2 separate regions of the Homo sapiens genome follow, and region 1 is linked to region 2. Evidence: chromatin loops called from intact Hi-C (ENCODE). Cell type or tissue: heart right ventricle. All regions are shown on one strand. Each heading gives the region's core, and the rest is flanking DNA. Links, peaks and the distances in the headings are about the cores only.

What was found. Hi-C counts contacts between places; a loop is a spot of excess contacts. Peaks named below come from ENCODE experiments on the same cell type or tissue, not always from the same donor. Only the 100,000 strongest peaks of a DNase experiment are listed, where the experiment ranks them.
Region 1: it touches region 2 in a loop (8-fold over the local background); 9 of 110 quality-filtered maps call a loop at or near these places.

The regions. Positions count from the first base shown.
Region 1 is chr16:75,127,924-75,133,141 of GRCh38, forward strand. It overlaps a transcript of ZFP1 not described here. Among named protein-coding and RNA genes, the nearest start is that of LDHD, 14 kb to the left of the region's middle. In heart right ventricle, for the core only: a CTCF peak has its summit at 2,728; no DNase peak of the experiment used is centred there.
Region 2 is chr16:74,706,865-74,712,356 of GRCh38, forward strand. No RefSeq gene overlaps it. Among named protein-coding and RNA genes, the nearest start is that of MLKL, 8.7 kb to the left of the region's middle. In heart right ventricle, for the core only: CTCF peaks have their summits at 2,737 (motif pointing right) and 2,946; a DNase peak (open chromatin) is centred at 2,747.

The DNA of each region.
Region 1 (5,218 bases), core at 219-5,218, 420 kb after region 2:
TGATTTCTACAGATTTTGGAAACTATTTGTGAGTATTCCTAACTTATGACAATACAGTTATTTGCATAAGTGCAAAAAGAATCTGTTTTCATTTGTAACAGGACACCATTGGAGAAACTAGTTATTTTTACCAAGACTTTGACCAGAACGGTGTGCTTTCCTTTAAGGAATCAAACTTCACTTATGGAGCCAATAAAAGCCCCTTGAAAAACTGGCCTCATACCTTTGTCTACACAGTCCCTGTAAAGGGTTCCTGACCTGTGGTAAGTAAAGAATGTCACTGTGGGGCCCAGGAGCCCCACGTTTATCTTGGAACCTCAAGAGGAGAAGAATTTACCCAACTCATCAGTATTTGATGGTACAAATTCATGGCTGGGCTCGGCTTTAAAAAAAGTCTTATCTGAGATTCCTTCTCTGGGACAACGTTCCATCAAAACCAGTTTAAAAGCCTGTGTAAACATTAATTATTTTTGCTGTAGTGTATACAAATAATTAGGCCAAGTACAATAAAGCAAACCAGTCCTACCATGATTTGTCTTTAGTAAAAATAGGAAACTAGAGAGAGGAAAATTATGTTTCCAAAACTATAGTAACACTCATTGTTAGATTCTAGTCTTGTCTAATATTTTTCAATTCTTATTATTATCTACAGTTTGAACCAAATTCTAATTTTTCTTGGCAACGTGTCTTCAAAATAATGTTTTCAAATTTTTCCTTCTTTTTTTCCCCATTTTGCCTAATCTGGAGTCACTGAAAACTAAGCTGTGTTTTCATAAAGCCCTGTGAACTGAAGCTGGACAACTTAAACTTCAGAAGAAAATAACAGCAACCTATTTATATTTATATACATAAGCCACTTTTTTTGTTGTTTGTTTATTTTTGAGACAGAGTTTTGCTCTTTGTGTTGCCCAGGCTGGAGTGCAATGGCACAATCTTGGCTCATTGCAACCTCCGCCTCCGGGGTTCAAGCTATTCTCCTGCCTCAGCCTCCCAAGTAGCTGGGATTACAGGAGTGCACCACCACGCCTGGCTAATTTTGTATTTTTAGTAGAGACGGGGTTTCTCCATGTTGGTCAGGCTGGTCTCAAACTCCCGACCTCAGGTGATCCGCCTGCCTCAGCCTCCCAAAGTGCTGGGATTACAGATGTGAGCCACCGCGCCGGGCCAGCCACTTTCGTATCTGTCTACTGATGTATGGACTTCGGAGTAATGTGGCCTATATCAATTTTTCAGGATTGTTCTTTTGTTTGTTGTTGTTCTCCTTTCCTCCCCCTATTTTCTCTTCAGAGGACGTGAGACTTCACAACCTTCTAAAAATGAGCTTTCCTAGCAACTAGGGACTTACCTGTCTAGGAATAAACCATCCTAGCCATGAGAGATCAGATGAAACCTGAGATCAGAGACTGATTTTCTTCTAAAATGCTTTCTCTAAAAGATTTTTAAAAAGAAAAAGGGGGAATGTGAAGGAAAATATCTTGAGTCTTCAAAATCACTAAGCTAAAGGGAAAAGTCAAGCTGGGAACTGCTTAGGGCAAACCTGCCTCCCATTCTATTCAAAGTCACCCCTCTGCTCACTGAGATAAATGCGTATCCTTTTGCCTGTCTTGGAGAGGCTAATAAGAACCTCAAAAGAATGCAACCATTGGTCTCTTATCTACCTATGACCTGGAAAACCTTCCCCACTTCTAGTTGTCCCGCCTCTCCAGACAGAACCAATGTTCATCTGACATATGTTGATTGATGTCTCATGTTTCCCTAAAATGTAAAAAAACAAACTGTGCTGTGATCACCTTGGGCACATGTCACCAAGACCTCCTGAGGCTGTGTCATGGGCATGTGTCCTCAACCTTGGCAAAATAAACTTTCTAAATTAACTGAGATCTGCCTCAGATTTTTGGGGTTCACAGAGGCATAAGGCAGAAGGAGAGACCAAGGCAAGTTTTAGAGCAGGAGTGAAATTTTATTTAAAAAGCTTTAGAGTGGGAACAAAAGGAAGGAAAGTACACTTGGAAGAGGGCCAAGAGGGCAACTTGAAAGACAAGTGTGTGGTTTGACCTTTTGACTTGTGGTTTTTTTGTTTTTTGTTTTTTTTCAGACAGAGTCCACTCTGTCGCCCAAGCTGGAGTGCAGTGGCGCAAGCTCGGCTCACTGCAACCTCCACCTCCTGGGTTCAAGTAATTCTCCTGCCTCAGCCTCTCCAGTAGCTAGCTGGGATTACAGGTATGCACTACCACACCTGGCTAAGTTTTGTATTTTTAGTAGAGATGGGGTTTCACCATGTTGGCCCGACTGGTCTCAAACTCCTGACTTCCAGTGATCCGCCTGCCTCAGCCTCCCAAAATGCTGGGATTACAGACATGAGCCACCATGTCCAGCCTGACTTGGAGTTTTATATGGTGGCACGCTTCTGGGGGTCTTGCAGCCCTTCTCCCCTGATTCTTTTTTTGAGGTGGGTTGTCCACATGGTCAGTGGCCTGCTAGCGCTTGGGAGGGAAACGTGCAATTTGTTGACTGGCCTTGTACGCATGCTGACTTGAGGCTTTCTTCCCTTACCAGCTGAATGTTCCTAGAAGGTCATATATCTCTTAAACTCCATCATTTTGCTTCTTAGTACGCATGCTCAAGCTCAGTCACCCAACTCCTGAGATCTTATTGGGAAGCTGATCATCCGTTTCAGGTTTTTGTATCTATTGGGAAACTGCCTTTCCCTGGAGCAGGCTGCCACCAACTGTTATTTTAGAGAAACAGTGTAACTGCCTGACCATCACCTGAGGGTGGCCTGACTTTCCTGTTGGGTGGAGGGGGAGCCTTCTCTTGCCCTGTTCATGCCTGCCTAGCTACCTACCGTAATACTCACATGAGTAAATCCCTTCAAGTATTTTACAGTTTGATTCTTTTTTTTTTTTTGGTTGACAAAACTGAGGGATAAAGACCATTCCACGGCCTAAAACGCTTCAGTGGCTTCCTGTGGCCCCTCAAACAAATGCAAAGCCCTTGCAGTGGCCTTAAAAATCCTGCTGTGCCCTGCTGACCTCCCCACAGATCTGGCACCTTTTAGGGCCTGATATCCATTTATCATCTTTCCTATATCCCGCTTCCTCCCAACCTCCTCATTGACCTCCTAAGATCCAGCTTTCCTTTCTGTCCCTGTGGGCCTCAAGCTCTAGCCAGGCTTGCTCTTGACACACGCTGTGCCCTCGGTCTGGCATATTCTCCAGGCTTTCCACCTGGCCAGTTCTTCCTCACCCTGCAAGTCTAGGTATCAGTGTCCCACTTAGAGTGGGCCACCCTCAGGAGCATGAGGAGGGAAGCTCAGGGAGGGCTTTCAGGATGGGATGGGGTTGGGCAGTGGGGCAAGCCAGGGAGGCTTCCCGGAAGAGGAAATTTGAGGATGAGCAGCAGTTTTCCAGGTAGGTGAAAGAAAAGACTTCACAACTCTTTCATATTCACCCTCCCCGGGGCAGAGCTCAGGACCATCCTGGAGTGATGCGGCTGCTGTTCTTGAAGCTAATTCCTAGCTCGTTTTCCTCCCACAGCAAATGAGAAGCATCACGTTGCTAACATCACCAAAACAACGATCTACCTACCCTCGTTTTTCTTCCCATCAAATCGGGAGTGCACACTCCCCTCTCATCCTAGCTGGGTACACACTCCCCTCTCATCCTAGCTGGGTCCTTCACCCCTGCCATATTTGAATGAGTTTATATGTCCACCTCGGTTCGTTGCTTACCTGGATTGTCTCAAAAAATGTCTATCTTGTCCAGGCACAGCGGCTCACGCCTGTAATCCCAGCACTTTGGGAGGCCGAAGTGGGTGGGTCACCTGAGGTCAGGAGTTCGAGACCAGCCTGGCCAACATGATACAACCCTGTCTCTACTAAAAATACAAAAAACTAGCCGTGTGCAGGGGCAGACACCTGTAATCTCAGCTACTTGGGAGGCTGAGGTGGGAGGATCGCTTGAACCCAGGAGGTGGAGGTTACAGTGAGCCAAGATCACACCACTGTACTCCAGCCGGGACGACAGAGTGACAGAGATTCCATCTCAAAAAAAAAAAAGAAAATGTCTGTTTTACAGTTGGTTAGTTCAAATCAAGTTTGGTTGATGCGTCTCATAAATCTTTTTATCTGCAAGTTTCCCCCTTCCTTTTTTCATGGCATGTATTTGTTAAAGAAACTGGGTAAGCCAGGCATGGTGGCTCACACTTGTCATCCCAGCGCTTTGGGAAGCCAAGGCGGGGAGATCACTTGAGGTCAGAAGTTTGAGACCAGCCTGGGCAACATAGCGAAACCCCATCTCTACCAAAGATATAAAAAATTAGCCAGGCATGGCGGCATATGCCTGTAGTCACAGCTACTTGGGAGGCTGAAGTGGGAGGATCACTTGAGTCTGGGAAGCAGAGTTTGCAGTGAGACAAGATCATGCCACTGAGCAACAGAGTGAGACCCTGTCTCAAAAAAAAAAAAAATGAAGCAGGGTCATTTGTTCTGTAGAAATTTCCATATTCTGTATTTGGGTGATTGCATCCTTGTGGTATTGAATATATTTCTCTAATCTCTGTATTTCTTATGAACTATTATATCTAGGTGAGATGCTGGCCAGTACAACTTTCTGCTCTGATGGAACCATGCTAGATCTGCGCTTCCCACTTTGTAGCCAGTGGTCATGCATTGCTATGGAGCATTCAAAATGTGGCTAAGGTAACTCAATTGTCTATTTCATTTCATTTCTTTTTTTTTTTTTTTTTTTTCCGAGACAGAGTCTCACTCTGTTGCCCAGGCTGGAGTGCAGTGGCCCAATCTCGGCTCGCTGCAACCTCTGCCTCCTGAGTTCAAGTGGTTCTCTTGCCTCAGCCTCCTGTGTAGCTGGGATTACAGGCATTCACCACCACACATGGCTAGTATTTTTTTTTTTTTTAGTAGAGATGAAGTTTCACCATGTTGGCCAGGCTGGTCTCAAACTCCTGACCTCAGGTGATCCATCCACCTCAACCTCCCAAAGTGCTTGATTACAGGCATGAGCCACCACGCCCAGCCTCATTTCATTTTAAGATTTTTTAACTTTTTTTTTTTCAAGACGGAGTCTTGCCCTGTCACCCAGGCTGGAGTGCAGTGGTGCGATCTTGGCTCACCACAACCTCTACCTGCTGGGTTCAAGCGAGTCTCCTGCTTCAGCCTCCCAAGTAGCTGGGATTACAGGTGCATGCCACCACGCCCAGC
Region 2 (5,492 bases), core at 174-5,173:
CTTGTACCTTGATAAGGGGAATAGGTGATTCTTAGCAACAGGATGGGAAGTTTTCTGGCAAAAATTCAGACACATCAAGAGTAGCCAAGAGTACAGAATCAAGGTATAGTGAAAGAAAGCATTGTTCTTCCAGGCCTTTAAGATAAACATTTCAGTGTCAGGCTATAAGGGCAGAGTTAGACTGGAGAAAAAAAAGTTATAAGAGGTGATGAAAAGGTTGAAGGAAAGAGTCACTATCCCAGGCAAGGTCTTGCTCTATTGCCCAGGCTGGAGTGCCGTGGTGTGATCATAGCTCACTGCAACCTCAAACTCCTGGGCTCAAGTGATGCTCTTGCCTCAGCCTCCGAAGTAGCTAACACTACAGGTGGTGTACCACTACACCTGGCTAATCTTTAAATTTTTTCATAGAGAAAGGGTCTTGCTATGTCGTCCAGGCTGGTCTTGAACTGGCTTCAAGTAGTCCTCCTGGCTCCCATTTCATAATTTTTAAAAACATGTTTTTCCATAATAAAATTTTTGGATGTATTAATAGACCCAATAAATGTAATCTTTTACAAAATGTAAGCATCAAAGAACACACTTGTATTTATATTCAGTAATTTTGTTCATTAAAAAATAATATTTTTCATATGGTTCATAAAAAATAATGTGTTCTTGTATTTCATTAAAAAATACTATTTTTTAATGAAACAAATTGACCCAGACATTTAACGAATATCTATTATTTTGTTTAACCTAACATAACTTCAAAATTTCAAATTACATGAAAAGTTCATTTATAGACATTTATCCTATTACATTTACCTAAGTTATTTATGTTTTTTTTTTCAAGACCTCACTCTGTCATCCAGGTTGAAGCGCATTGCCGCAACCTCGGCTTACTGCAACCTCCGCCTTCCTGGTTCAAGCGATTCTCCCGCCTCAGCCTCCCGAGTAGCTGGGACTACAGGCATGCACCACCATGCCTGGCTACTTTTTATATTTTTAGTAGAGATGGGGTTTCACCATATTGGCCAGGCTGGTCTCGAACTCCTGACCTCGCGATCTGCCCGCCTTGGCCTCCCCAAGTGCTGGGATTACAGGCGTAAGCCACCGTGCCTGGCTAGTCTTTGGAATTTTACCTGCGGGATTTTTTTGAGGCCTGAATTGAAGATACATTTCTCCATAAAACAATTTTAATTGCTTCCTCTGAGAGCCTTGTGGCTCCACCAACCGGGCTATTTTACATCACAATTTTGGCTTGAGGTGTTTCAGATCACCCGGTTTGCACGAATTCAGGCTTCAGACCTCAGTGAGGACTCTCCTTGTGGCTCTGCATCCTCAGCCTTTACCCACTCCACGCAGGAGATTTCACTTGCAGTGCCCTGGGGAGGTGGGTTTCCTCTTGGTTCACTCTTACATTGAGGATATGACCCTTTGGGGTCTGTAGCAAACACATCTGTTCCTCCTCATCATGCCCCCTCTGTCTGCCTCTGGTCTTAGCCTCAATTGCGGTGGAAGGTTCTGTGTGAACTCTGTCTCAGCTTTCATTTCAGCCACAGTTCCAGTGGCTAGCTCCTGCCTAACAAGCTCATACTCAACTTGTACTGATAGAATCCCACTACAAATGCATACCTCTATGTTCCTGCTTTTGTCCAAGGACTTTTGCCAAAGCCAGCATCTGCTTGGCTTGCATGGCTGGGAAGTCCCTAAGTGAGGGTGAATCGATGTCACTGAAGACAGTCCTCACCCATAGGAGTGGAAGCTGGTGATAAATGCTCCAGCCTCCTGTCCTATTGGACAATTCCGATACATTTTCTCTGTGCTTCTCAAGATGCCCTTACAGAATCTGTAGGAGAACCTCACATACTCAACCTTACACTGCTCCTCCAACTTCTCCCTTTCTAGACCTCCCTGGTTCTCGCTCTTTATTTCTGCAATCACCTCCCAAATAGACTGCCTGCATCCATGTGCTTGTTTTAGGTTTTGATTTTTGTTTGTTTGTTTGTTTTTTTGAGACAGAATTTTGTTCTTGCTGCCCAGGCTGGAGTGCAGTGGTGCGATCTCAGCTCACCACAACCTCCGCCTCCTGGGTTCAAGAGATTCTCCTGCCTCAGCCTCCCAAGTAGCTGGGATTACAGGCATCGGCCACCACGCCCGGCTAATTTTGTATTTTTAGTAGAGACGGGGTTTCTCCATGTTGGTCAGGCTGGTCTCAAACTCCCAACCTCAGGAGATCTGCCTGTCTCGGCCTCCCAAAGTGCTAGGATTACAGGCAAGAGCCACCACGCCTGTAATCCCATTTTTAGGGAACCTAAAAGAAGATATAACCCCACTGCTTTTGCCAGAACAAAAATTTTTTTCTTCTTTTAAATTTCTTCCTCTCCGCTATAGGTGTCTGAGATGGGACAGACACTTATGAGATGAGAGTCCTGGAATTTTCCAAATTTTACATTCATCTTGTGGCATTCTTTATAGATAACATTTATTCATTGGAGCCTGGTGTGGTCTTTGGGCAAAACACCTAACTGTAAAGAAAACTCCAGTTGAAATTTTGCAACCATTATGGCTTTTTTGAAAGTTAGAACTATTCATATACATATTTCCAACTTCCTCTCAAAAATGGCAGATGAGTCAAGAATGTAAGTCAACAGAACGGGTAAATTGGGAAAGGCTAGAATTTTGAAATCACAGATACCTGCTTCCAAAACAGTCCCCGCGAGGGCAGTAATAATGGAGTAGGGCTGCATGCTGCCACCAGAGGGCAGCAGAGGCCGGGAACAGGTGGAGAGGCAAGGCCCAGTTATTCTTACCGTCTGAGATCTGATGCAGACAAGACAAGCATTTATTGGGCTCTGTTACAAGTTGGTCATTGTGCTGGGCACAATAAAAAATCACACAAAGTTCAAAGGCAGAGATCAGAGGTCAGAGCCAACGGGGGAGTGGAACAGAGCAGAATTAAGAGGGCTGTTCTTCAGATCAACTAAGGAACTCCCAAAGACAGCATGTCTGGAAATACAAACACAATACCAGAAATAAATATGATGGCTATTTTTTGGTCTGTTCTTGACCATGGAAGCTGGGTCATCCCTGGAGAATCAGGCGAGGCAAATTTGTAGGGCCACTGAGGGTCAGTCAATCTGCAGATTTACTTTATGCTGATCAGAATTTAAATGGCCCTCTTGGCTGGGTGTTGTGGCTCATGCCTGTAATCCCAGCACTATGGGAGGCTGAGCTGGGGGGATTGCTTGAGGCCAGGAGTTCGAGATCAGTCTGAGTAACATAGAGAGACCCTGTCTCTACTTAGAAAAATTAAAAAATTAGCTGGGCACGATGGCACATGCCTGCGGTCCCAGCTGTTTGGGAGGCTGATGTAGGAGGATCTCTTGAGTCTGGGAGGTCAAGACTGCAGTAAGCTATGATCGCGCCACTGCACCCTAGCGTGGGCAACAGAGTGAGAACCTCTCTCTATAAATAAATCAATAGCTACCTCCCTGAGCAAACATAAAACTTTTTTGGTTTAGTGTCTCTCCCACTGCAGGAATAAACACAATCCCACGTCACAGGTCTAGGCTTTTCCCATCAGGCCAGATGTGTTGGCATTTTGATAATATCCTGTGCTTGCTCTAACATCTAATCTTTGACTCTTACACTTGATGGCAAAATCCTCCAGCTCCCCTAGATGCTCACTGAGGTGGGGGCTGCTCCGTGAGCACTAACTGCTTGGGGATTGCAGGCCTCGTGGCCTTCCTGTATTTTGCCCTGCTGTGAAAACGCAGGCAATATGGCCGGGTGCGGTGGCTCACTCCTGTAATCCCAGCACTTTGGGAGGCTGAGGTAGGAGGACTGCCTGAGCACAGGAGTTTGAGACCAGCCTGTGCAACATGGTGAAACTCCATCTCTACTAAAAATACAAAAATTATCAGGTGTGGTGGCGCGCACCTGTAGTCCCAGTTACTTGGGAGGCTGAGGTGGGAGAATGGCGTGAACCCGGGAGGCGGAGGTTGCAGTGAGCCGAGATCGCGCCACTGCACTCCAGCCTGGGCGACAGAGCGAGACTCCGTCTAAAAAAAAAAAAAGAAAGAAAATGCAGGCAATTACTTCTGCACTCTCAAGTCCCTGTGAGGTGGGACTTGCTCTCTCTCCAAAAGGCCTTGTGGATACTCCCAACCCCACTGGACAGTTACAGCGGTGCAATGGGGAGCTCTGGGAGAATCTGTCAGATTTTCACCAATTGGACTTTTCATTAATAGGTGGGCTTGGTTTCGTGTTGTCACTTTTTTTCTAAATCTTCTCATTACCATGCTAGAAACTCACTTTATTTTTTGGCCTTTCTTATTAGTTTTGTTTTACTTCCTTTTTTTTTTTTTTTTTTTTTTTTTTTTTTTGAGACAGGGTCTCACTCTGTTGCCCAGGCTGGAATGCAGTGGTGTGATCACGGCTCACTGCAGCCGCAACCTCCTGGGCTCAAGTGATCCTCCCACCTCAGCCTCCCAAGTAGCTGGGACTACAGGTGTGCACCACCACACTCAGGTAATTTTCTTTATTTTTTGTAGAGATGGGGTCTCACTGTGTTGCCCAGGCTGGTCTCAAATTCCTGACCTAAAGCGATCTGGCTGCCTTGGCCTCCTAAAGTGTTGGGATTATAGGCATAAGCTTCCATGTCCCGTCTGTTTCACTGTTTGTTTGTTTGTTTTGTTTTGTTTTGTTTTGAGATGGAGTCTTGCTCTGTTGCCCAGGCTGGAGTGCAGTGGCACAATCTCAGTTCACTGCAGCCTCCACCTCCCAGGTTCAAGCAATTCTCCTGCCTCAGCCTCCTGAGTAGCTGGGATTACAGGTGCATGCCACCACGCCCCCCAGCTAATTTTTGCATTTTTAGTAGAGATGGGGTTTCACCATGTTGGGCAGGCTGGTCTCGAACTACTGACCTCAAGTGATCCGCCTGCCTCGGCCTCCCAAATGCTAGGATTACAGGTGTGAGCCACTGCGCCCGGCCTGTTTCACTCTTCTTAAAGAAAATTTTCAATTTTTTTTTTTTTTTTGCTAAATCTTGCTCACCTTAGGCTTTTTCTCCTGCTGTGGCCATGTGTGTTTACACTTGCGGAGCTCCTCCTGTGTTCTTCCTCTGCCTCCCTCCCCCTGGGTGTGATGGTCTAGGGTGAGCTGCTCAGCTCCATCAGTAAATGAAGGTTATGAGTTCTGCTGCTTGGACGGGCTGGGTTCCGGTGACAGGCTTCAGGGACTCGAGTGATGGGTGGCTCCGACGGGTCCTACTTATCTTCGGGCTGGGAGCTGCAGGCATAAAGCTGCCCCTATGACTGCCAGAGCAGGGAGACACAGCAGAGTTCTGGGCTCCCTCCGAGGCTCCCCAACATCAGCTTGCTTCCGCTTCCGTGTCCTCAGACAGGTGAGTCCAGGGCCTACCCCCCTGGACCTACTGAACTAGACCCTGAGTGCGAGGCCCTGGAGCTGCACTTCGACAGCTTCCTAGGTGGTTCCGATAGGGCAGCAGA